Regions from separate parts of the Homo sapiens genome. Here region 1 is linked to region 2. The links are chromatin loops, found by intact Hi-C in ENCODE. Cell type or tissue: IMR-90. All regions are shown on one strand. Links, peaks and the distances in the headings refer to the core of each region. The heading gives the core; the rest is flanking DNA.

Evidence for each region. Hi-C counts contacts between places; a loop is a spot of excess contacts. Peaks named below come from ENCODE experiments on the same cell type or tissue, not always from the same donor. Only the 100,000 strongest peaks of a DNase experiment are listed, where the experiment ranks them.
Region 1: it touches region 2 in a loop (1.9-fold over the local background); 2 of 110 quality-filtered maps call a loop at or near these places.

The regions. Positions count from the first base shown.
Region 1 is chr7:50,500,467-50,505,843 of GRCh38, forward strand. It overlaps DDC (dopa decarboxylase), which reads right to left. Exons shown (of 15, transcript NM_001082971.2): 7 at 3,527-3,593. Among named protein-coding and RNA genes, the nearest start is that of DDC-AS1, 29 kb to the right of the region's middle. RefSeq lists enhancers at 1,415-1,916, 1,885-2,179, 1,917-2,416. In IMR-90, for the core only: no CTCF peak of the experiment used is centred there; a DNase peak (open chromatin) is centred at 2,045; H3K27ac peaks cover 181 bases; H3K27me3 peaks cover 234 bases.
Region 2 is chr7:50,572,091-50,577,467 of GRCh38, forward strand. No RefSeq gene overlaps it. Among named protein-coding and RNA genes, the nearest start is that of DDC, 9.4 kb to the left of the region's middle. In IMR-90, for the core only: no CTCF peak of the experiment used is centred there; no DNase peak of the experiment used is centred there.

The DNA of each region.
Region 1 (5,377 bases), core at 98-5,097, 72 kb before region 2:
GAGGTTTTTCTCAACCTTACCGCTGATCTGAGCTACAGGCATGGACATCCCATGATTACTGAGTGACTCCTCAGGGAGAAACTCTGCAAATCCTAAGGCCTTGTGCTCTTCCTGGCTCACTGCTGCATCCATCTGGGGTTATGCAAGCACCAGGTGAGACTGATTCTGGGGGAAGTGATGAGCCCCTAAGCCTCGGTTCAGGTCCACACTGCTCTGTGACCTTTGGCCTCCCATGCCCTGGGGTGGATATCCGTGTCCGCAGGACACACTTGACCTTAATCCAACTGAGGGCTTTCATCCTGATGATTAAACTGAGTCAAAGCTTTGAAACGCCTTATGTCTTTTATCAGCTTTGTGGAGGACTGTGTTCTCTCTAAGCTTGCAGTTGGCCTACAACTCCTGCAGAAGGGAACTTACAGACCCCTAAAGGAAGTGGACTCTGAAGGGCTTCTCTGGTTTCCATGGGGATGCATGGAGCTGTGGGCATGCCTCTGCATTCTGCATTCTGCATCTCATATGTGATCCACTAACAGCACACACTGCATAGCACGGCCCATCTAGGAACCAGGCAGACACAGAGACCCTCGGCCAGAGCTTGAGAAGTTGCATGCACCAGGGGCACACCTAGCCCTGAGGCAAGGCTGCCTCAGTGGGGAGGGATGGGACAGGCTCACACCCCTCCAGCTTCCTGCTGTCAGTGACTCTTTCCTTCTGAGACTTCCCAGGAACTTGCGGCAGGCCTGGCTGCCCCTCCAGCTGCACGTCCTCTCTCAGTTATGCTGGCACCTCAGGATGCAGCTTTGGCTGCCTGCCCTGTGCTATTCCCTTCCTCACACCTTGAGATGGCCTCCCCAACTCAGCCCATACCCTCGTCCTCAGTTTCCCCACTTCCCCATCGGCAACCTAACTGACTTCAACTATCCACTTTTTGTATTCCATCTTCTCAGTAAAACCTGCCAGACAACTGATCCATCCAAGCAGACCAATCTGAATACCCTCACTGGCAAATCATTTCAAATGCAATAAAAAGAAAATGTCTTTCCTAAGGCAGCAATTGGAAGAAAACCATCTTCTGATTTGTTTTCTTTGTCAAATGATGGTGGGTGAATAACTTATCTGAATTATGTTAGATTATTCTAATCATATATAGAATAAGGTCAGCTCAGGATCTCAGAACAGTCCCGCTTGGAGTTGGAGAATGCTAAATATCTGGTGATAGGAAAATGGTAGCAGGAGAGGGAAAGTAGGTAAAAGGGTGCTGACTTAATTGTTAAGGTACCACCAACAGTTAGTAATATAACACCATCAATAAAAATGGAAATGTTGGCCGGACACAGTGGGTTACGCCTGTAATTCCATCACACTGGGAGGCTGAGGCGGGCATATCATCTGAGGTCAGGAGTCTGAGACCAGCCTGGCCAATATGGTGAAACCCCATCTCTAATAAAAATACAAAAATTAGCCAGGCATGATGGCATGTGCCTGTGATCCCAGCTACTCAGAAAGCTGAGGCAGGAGAATCACTTGAACCCAGGAGGCAGATGTTGCAGTGAGCTGAGATTGTGCCACTCCAGCCTGGGCCACAGAGCAAGACTCCATCTCAAAAATAAAGAAAAAAAAAGGAATTGTCAAAACTGACCTCCCCTATGCATTCTGCCAATGGATGAAAGGGTTTTGGCATTCACCCATGTCAGCTCCTTCTGCACAACCCCAAAAGCAACCTCAGTGTTTCAAACCAAACAAATCATAAATCAAGCTCTGTGCACAGCCTCCAGCCTCTACAAAGAAGAGGGGGCCCCAGATAGCAGGAAGGCCTGAGCTGGATCCATCCAGGGGACTGTGACTGGCAGGTGACACACGCTGGCTGTCATCTCCATGGTCCAGCGGGCAGCCCACACTTGGCCCAGGGGACAGCAGGCCATGTGGGCTCTATCCAGCAGAAGACCTCGGCCCTTTAAATCCGATAGCCCTAGGGAATTACATCAGCCAGCTACTGGCCAGGACATTCAGTTCTTAGCCTGACATCTGAGTCAGAGGACTCCAAGTTGCTTGGCTGAGCTGATGAAGGTTTGCAGCTGATGAGGCCAATGCTGTGGCTGCAGTCCTGAGTCAGCCAGTTCTATCCCTTCTCCCCAGCCCGGGGCTGTGCACGACCACTTCCCGCCAGTTGTTCTTACAGCTGTGTGCCACAGAGCATAAACGGTGGAGCATAAACCCTGTGAGAGCGGGTAAGTCTATGCCACCCACCTCCCAGTAGTTCCCAGCACTGCATTCCTTGCTGTGCAGCAATGCACTCTACCTTTGGGATGGTGCATTTTCCCTGCATTAATTTATCCTCTGAATAATCGTGTGGGGAAATCTTGTTATTTTATGAGCACAAGTGGGGTTTTTCTCTTCACTTTACAGACAGCATAAATGAAGCTCAGAATGTAAGATTCAGGGGTGGATCCTGGGCTGCACCCTAGCTTCCTTGTCACCAATTTCATGTCTAGCTCACACAAAGGCACCTGCACCTTCAGCACCGGCCTTCCCCAGCTGCTGACCCCAAGAAGGGAGGCCAACGCCCAGGAGAGGAGGGTCCACTCCTCTGAGTATGGACTATGGGTGACTCTTGGGTTAGGAGAGGTGAGAACTGTGCTTGGCTTGTGCAGACTAAGGAGGAAGCCAATTCCCTGGTAGCTGTTGTGGGATCTGGCACAGGCCACAGGTATGTGATCTGAAGGCCCCACTTGGGCAGCTCCACTCACAGCCGAGCGGTCAGAACATTCCCATCCTAGAGGGACAGAGAAAGGGGGAGCCCCCTGAGCCAGTGTCCCTGCCCTACGAGGGTTCTTCTGTCCACAGAAGCAGCTTCAAGACCTGCTGAGTTCCCAGAGCTACATGTCAAAGGTGAAACTCTAGAAACAGAGCTGCTCATTCACATTCACCTTTTGAAAACACAGCATCCTAGTCTCAATGAGAAAACCTAGGATCTCTGAATGAGGAAGGGAGGAGGTGAGAGTGACCAGGAAAACATCTGAAGCACAGATTATTCCTTGGCGAAATCCAGTTTCATTGTGTTGATTTGCTAAACTACCTTCAGCAATTTTCTTAACTGCATTCAGTAATTCCAAAAAAAGGTGAAAAAGGGATATACCAAAGAATTAAATTCAAGTGTGGACAATTCTCATATCAGGTGTATGCACGACCCACATATGAAGGTGGTTACTCTAAGATTTTGAAGAGTTTATTCTCCTCAACAGGGCCAACATAACCTGCAATTTTACATAACTTCTATATTGCTCGGATTTTTTTTCTTACAAATAGTGTGTTGGTAGAACTAAGCTCAGTTCTTTTCCAATTAGCCCAAATTCTGAGTTTGTGGAGTTCAAGCTAATGAGGTTTGTGTTATTGCAAATACGAGAAGAGCTGGGCAAACCATCACAATATGAAGTTAACGACAAGAAAGAGATCAACGAGGAAGGTTTGCTAAATTCCCCGTGTACAGAGAACATTTTCCAAAAAGAAAATGGAATCGGATACTTACAGATAGGACCGACTTCTAAGAGATTGTCAAAGGAGCAGCATGTTGTGGTCCCCAGGGTGGCAACCATCTAGAGGGTAAAAAGCAGACAGCCTTTTATTCCCCAGGTGCCAGTCACCGCTGTAACCTCCACACAAGCAACTGCTGCCCCATGGTCCAACCTGGGGCCATGAGCCGAGATCCCAATGAATGTCTGCTACATGGAAACGTAAGCCCATGGATGCACATTGAATCTTTGGGTGAAAGCATCATAACAGGTTAAGAGAAACAGATTTGCAGACAGAAAACTAAGCTCTGAGGTTAGAAACCGGGAAGTTGCAAAAGATTTTCCAGGGTGCCTTGGGGCAGACATGAAGCAATCTACCACCTGGACAATGATACCTATATTCTACTTTAGTAAATATACATATACTATATTCTACTTTATTAAATATACATATATATGTATGTGTGTATATTTTTGTTAAATTTTAATTAACGTTCTATGTAACATTAGTGTAACTATGTTCTTATATTCCATATATACATTTTAATTTAATTATAATCTAATTAAATTTATAATTAAGTTATAATTAAAATATACACAAGTGTATATATTTTATTTTCTATATATATATGTGTGTGTATATATATACATATATAGAGAATGTAAGAACATAGTTACTACTATGGAGCAGAAGCCTGGGATTTTTTCCTAGTTTGGGGGGGTGTGTGTGTGTCTGTGTGTGTGCACGTGTGTGTGTGCATACACCCATGTGCAATGCACAGAGCAGAGCAAGCGCAGTAGAGATGAGTCTCCCTCCAGCAGGGCCCAGACTGCCCAAGGCACTCATGGAATGCTTCTTTCAGAACAGACTTTGGCATCAGTTAAGAGTCACACTAGGATTTTGAGCAAGAGTATCATTTACCAGCTTTAATCCGCTGCCTTTCTCTTTCTGAATGATACTGTTCCCAAAGATTAATTAAATCCTCAGGAGGTCATGAGAAAACACTGCTGACATTGAAAATAATTTTAAAAGGGATGTTCTGAGAAAGCATTGAGTGCTGTCAGTCACACAACCCAGAAAATACGGGCTGGGAGTCACTGCGGCCTCTCCCGAGCTCTGAGGACCTTGTGGTGCCACGATCGCACTGGCACAGCCTGACTGTGTTGTCCCCACACACATGTCTGTCTCTCCCTCCAGACCCATGATGCTCCCAAAGCCAGGGACCCTGTCTCATTGTTTTGTGTTGGGCTGAGCATTTGCACTTTGCTGGACATTGCATAGATGCTGAAACCTATTGCTGAATTGAAACAGCTCTCTCCAAAGGATCAAAACGCACATTATGTTTACAAAACCAAAGGGCCTAATTGATTTATGGATGTCATGCAGTCTAGATAATGAAATTTCTTTGCAGATGCGACAAGAGTGTGGAATAGAATTAAATTTGTGTGACCTTTATTGAGCCCCCTGTAAAGTCTTAGCAATGCCATGTGTCCTGAGGATAAAGATAGAGAGGTCAGAAACTCGTATGTGAGAACCCCAGTTCGAGACCTTTGTGGCTCCATTTCACCTATGACTGCCTCGCATTTCACCTGGAAACCAACTTTTCCTTTTAGAGAGAGACAAAGTGTTCATGCCCAGGTAGCACAGAGTCAGCCTGCAGAAGGTTCGTCTCACCAGCTTTGCCCTGCTCCTCTCACAGGTGGCTGGGCTGGACAAGGTACTTCTCAGACAGAGCGATGCCTGCTCAGGGACCAGAGTTTTCCATGCCAAACCCCGGGGCGTGGGCCCAAAACAGGTCCTGGCTGGACTCTGGAAGGGCTCTCTGTGTCACTGAGCTATGCCCAAGGGAGTCAGTCCCCCAAGGGGC
Region 2 (5,377 bases), core at 286-5,285:
GAATCCTTTCCCCATTTCTTGTTTTTGTCAGGTTTGTCAAAGATCAGATGGTTGTAGATATGTGGCATTATTTCTGAGGGCTCTGATCTGTTTCATTGGTCTATATCTCTGTTTTGGTATCAGTACCATGCTGTTTTGGTTACTGTAGCCTTGTAGTATAGTTTGAAGTCAGGTAGCATGATGCCTCCAGCTTTGTTCTTTTGGCTTAGGATTGACTTGGCAATGCGGGCTCTTTTTTGGTTCCATATGAACTTTAAAGTAGTTTTTTCCAATTCTGTGAAGAAAGTCATTGGTAGCTTGATGGGGTTGGCACTGAATCTATAAATTACCTTGGGCAGTATGGCCATTTTCACGATATTGATTCTTCCTACCCATGAGCATGGAATGTTCTTCCATTTCTTTGTATCCTCTTTTATTTCATTGAGCAGTGGTTTGTAGTTCTCCTTGAAGAGGTCCTTCACATCCCTTATAAGTTGGATTCCTAGGTATTTTATTGTCTTTGAAGCAATTGTGAATGGGAGTTCACTCATGATTTGGCTCTCTGTCTGCTATTGGTGTATAAGAATGCTTGTGATTTTTGCACATTGATTTTGTATCCTGAGATTTTGCTGAAATTGCCTATCAGCTTAAGAAGATTTTGGGCTGAGACGATGGGGTTTTCTAGATATACAATCATGTCATCTGCAAACAGGGACAATTTGACTTCCTCTTTTCCTAATTGAATACCCTTTATTTCCTTCTCCTGCCTGATTGCCCTGGCCAGAACTTCCAACATTATGTTGAATAGGAGTGGTGAGAGAGGGCATCCCTGTCTTGTGCCAGTTTTCAAAGGGAATGCTTCCAGTTTTTGCCCATTCAGTATGATATTGGCTGTGGGTTTGTCATAGATAGCTCTTATTGTTTTGAGATACATCCCATCAATACCTAATTTATTGAGAGTTTTTAGCATAAAGCGTTGTTGAATTTTGTCAAAGGCCTTTTCTGCATCTATTGAGATAATCATATGGTTTTTGTCATTGGTTCTGTTTATATGCTGGATTATGCTTATTGATTTCCATATGTTGAACCAGCCTTGCATCCCAGGGATGAAGCCCACTTGATCATGGTGGATAAGCTTTTTGATGTGCTGCTGGATTCAGTTTGCCAGTATTTTATTGAGGATTTTTGCATCTATGTTCATCAGGGATATTGGTCTGAAATTCTCTTTTTTTGTTGTGTCTCTGCCAGGCTTTGGTATCAGGATGATGCTGGCCTCATAAAATGAGTTAGGGAGGATTCCCTCTTTTTCTATTGATGGGAATAGTTTCAGAAGGAATGGTACCAGCTCCTCCTTTTACCTCTGGTAGAATTTGGCTGTGAATCCATCTGGTCCTGGACTTTTTTTGGTTGGTAAGCTATTAATTATTGCCTCAATATCAGAGCCTGTTATTGGTCTACTCAGAGATTCAACTTCTTCCTGATTTAGTCTTGGGAGGGTGTATGTGCCGAGGAATTTATCCATTTCTTCTAGATTTTCTAGTTTATTTGCATAGAGGTGTTTATAGTATTCTCTGATGGTAGTTTGTATTTCTGTGGGATCGGTGGTGATACCCCTTTATCATTTTTTATTGCATCTATTTGATTCTTCTCTCTTTTCTCCTTTATTAGTCTTGCTAGCAGTCTATCAAGTTTGTTGATCTTTTCAAAAAACCAGCTCCTGGATTCACTGATTTTTTGAAGGGTTTTTTGTGTCTCTATTTCCTTCAGTTCTGCTCTGATCTTAGTTATTTCTTGCCTTCTGCTAGCTTTTGAATGTGTTTGCTCTTGCTTCTCTAGTTCTTTTAATTGTGATGTTAGGGTGTCAATTTTAAATCTTTCCTGCTTTCTCTTGTGGGCATTTAGTGCTATTAATTTCCCTCTACACACTGCTTTGAATGTGTTCCAGAGATTCTGGTATGCTGTGTCTTTGTTCTCGTTGCTTTCAAAGAACATCTTTATTTCTGCCTTCATTTCGTTATGTACCCAGTAGTCATTCAGGAGCAGGTTGTTCAGTTTCCATGTAATTGAGCAGTTTTGAGTGAGTTTCTTAATCCTGAGTTCTAGTTTGATTGCACTGTGGTCCGAGAGACAGTTTGTTATAATTTCTGTTCTTTTACGTTTGCTGAGGAGTGCTTTACTTCCAACTATGTGGTCAATTTTGGAATAAGTGCACTGTGGTGCTGAGAAGAATGTATATTCTGTTGATTTGGGATGAAGAGTTCTGTAGATGTCTATTAGTTCCACTTGGTGCAGAGCTGAGTTCAATTCCTGGATATCCTTGTTAACTTTCTGTCTCGTTGATCTGTCTAATGTTGACAGTGGGGTGTTAAATTCTCCCATTATTATTGTGTGGGAGTCTAAGTCTCTTTGTAGGTCTCTAAGGACTTGCTTTATGAATCTGGGTGCTCCTGTATTGGGTGCATATATGTTTAGGATACTTAGCTCTTCTTGTTGAATTGATCCCTTTACCATTATGTAATGGCCTTCTTTGTCTCTTTTGATCTTTGTTGGTTTAAAGTCTGTTTTATCTGAGACTAGGATTGCAACCCCTGCCTTTTTTTGTTTTCCATTTGCTTGTTAGATCTTCCTCCATCCCTTTATTTTGAGCCTATGTGTGTCTCTGGACGTGAGATGGGTTTCCTGAATATAGCACACTGATGGGTCTTGACTCTTTATCCAATTTGCCAGTCTGTGTCTTTTAATTGGAGCATTTAGCCCATTTACATTTAAGGTTAATATTATTATGTGTGAATTTGATCCTGTCACTATGATATTAGCTGGTTATTTTGCTCATTAGCTGATGCAGTTTCTTCCTAGCCTCGATGGTCTTTACAATTTGGCATGTTTTTGCAGTGGCTGGTATTGGTTATTCCTTTCCATGTTTAGTGCTTCCTTCAGCAGCTCTTGTAGGGCAGGCCTGGTGGTGACAAAATCTCTCAGTATTTGCTTGTCTGTAAAGGATTTTATTTCCCCTTCACTTACAAAGTGCAGTTTGGCTGGATATGAAATTCTGGGTTGAAAATTCTTTTCTTTAAGGATGTTGAATATTGGCCCCCACTTTCTTCTGGCTTGTAGAGTTCCTGCCGAGAGATCAGCTGTTAGTCTGATGGGCTTCCCTTTGTGGGTAACCCGACTTTTCTCTCTGGCTGCCCTTAACATTTTTTCCTTCGTTTCAACTTTGGTGAATCTGACAATTATGTGTCTTGGAGTTGCTCTTCTCGAGGAGTATCTTTGTGGTTTTCCCTGTATTTCCTGAATTTGAATGTTGGCCTGCCTTGCTAGAGTGGGGAAGTTCTCCTGGATAATATCCTGCAGAGTGTTTTCCAACTTGGTTCCATTCTCCCTGTCACTTTCAGGTACACCAATCAGACGTAGATTTGGTCTTTTCACATAGTCCCATATTTCTTGGAGGCTTTGTTTGTTTCTTTTTATTCTTTTAACTCTAAACTTCCCTTCTCATTTCATTTCATTCATTTGATCTTCCATCACTGATACCCTTTCTTCCGGTTGATCAAATTGGCTACTTAGGCTTGTGCATTCATCATGTAGTTCTCGTGCCATGGTTTTCAGCTCCATCAGGTCCTTTAAGGACTTCTCTGCATTGGTTATTCTAGTTAGCCATTTGTCTAATTTTTCTTCAAGGTTTTTAACTTCTTTTCCATGGGTTCGAACTTCCTCCTTTAGCTTGGAGTAGTTTGATCGTCTGAAGCCTTCTTCTCTCAACTCGTCAAAGTCATTCTCCGTCCAGCTTTGTTCCATTGCTGGTGAGGAGCTGCGTTCCTTTGGAGGAGGAGAGGCACTCTGATTTTTAGAGTTTCCAGTTTTTCTGCTCTGTTTTTTCCCCATCTTTGTGGTTTTATCTACCTTTGGTCTTTGATGATGGTGACATACAGATGGGGTTTTGGTGTGGATGTCCTTTCTGTTTGTTAGTTTTCCTTCTAACAGTCAGGACCCTCAGCTGCAGGTCTGTTGGAGTTTGCTGGAGGTCCACTCCAGACCCTGTTTGCCTGGGTATCAGCAGTGGAGGCTGCAGAACAGCGGATATTGGTGAACAGCAAATGTTGCTGCCTGATCATTCCTCTGGAAGTTTTGTCTCAGAGGAGTACCTGGCCGTGTGAGGTGTCAGTCTGCCCCTACTGGGGGGTGCCTCCCAGTTAGGCTTCTCGGGGGTCAGGGACCCACTTGAGAAGGCAGTCTGTCTGTTCTCAGATCTCCAGCTGCGTGCTGGGAGAACCACTACTCTCTTCAAAGCTGTCAGACAGGGACATTTAAGTCTGCAGAGGATTCTGCTGCCTTTTGTTTGGCAATGCCCTGCCCCCAGAGGTGGAGTCTACAGAGGCAGGCAGGCCTCCTTGAGCTGTGGTGGGCTCCACCCAGTTCAAGCTTCCTGGCTGCTTTGTTTACCTACTCTAGCCTCAGCAACGGTGGGCGCCCCTCCCCCATCCTCACTACCGCCTTGCAGTTTGATCTCAGACTGCTGTGCTAGCAGTGAGCAAGGCTCTGTGGGCGTAGGACCCTCCGAGCCAGGTGCGGGATATAATCTCCTGGTGTGCCATTTGCTAAGACTGTTGGAAAAGTGCAGTATTAGGGTGGGAGTGACCTGATTTTCCAGGTGCTGTCTGTCACCCCTTTCTTTCACTAGGAAAGGGAATTCCCTGATCCCTTGTGCTTTCTGGGTGAGGCAATGCCTCGCCCTGCTTCAGCTCACACTCAGTGCACTGCACCCACTGTCCTGCACCCACTTTCTGACACTCCCCAGTGAGATGAACCTGGTACCTCAGTTGGAAATGCAGAAATCACCCGTCTTCTGCGTCGCTCATGCTGGGAGCTGTAGACTGGAGCTGTTCCTATTCAGCCATCTTGGCTCCATCCCTCTCTTTTGTACTCTTTCCCTTTATTTCTCAGAGTGGCCGACACTTAGGGAAAATAGAAAAGAACCTACGTTGAAATATTTGGGACTGGTTCCCCTGATATCTGGCACCCACGTGGGTTTTTTTTTTTCCTAAGTGCATATGGGAACACAATTCCCTTTGGTAGGTGCAGAGAAATGTCATCGGTTCAGTCCACAGAAATGCATGTTTGACTCCCTAACAACTGGTGAGTAGTCTGTGTATGGTCCGGGTTAACTATGGGTCACATGGAGTCTAAAAATTATACTTATCTCTTTTATATTAAACTCCGATTAAAACAAATGAAAAGAGTTTGAGTGCCCATGGAAAATATGGTCACTCTATTCAGGGCAGTGGAAGAATACAGTCCTTGGTTTCCTGAAAAAGGAACCTTAGATGTAGAACTATGGGATCATGTTGGTTCAACATTCCAGGAAATGGTCTCGGCAGGGAATTATGTTCCCGTCCCT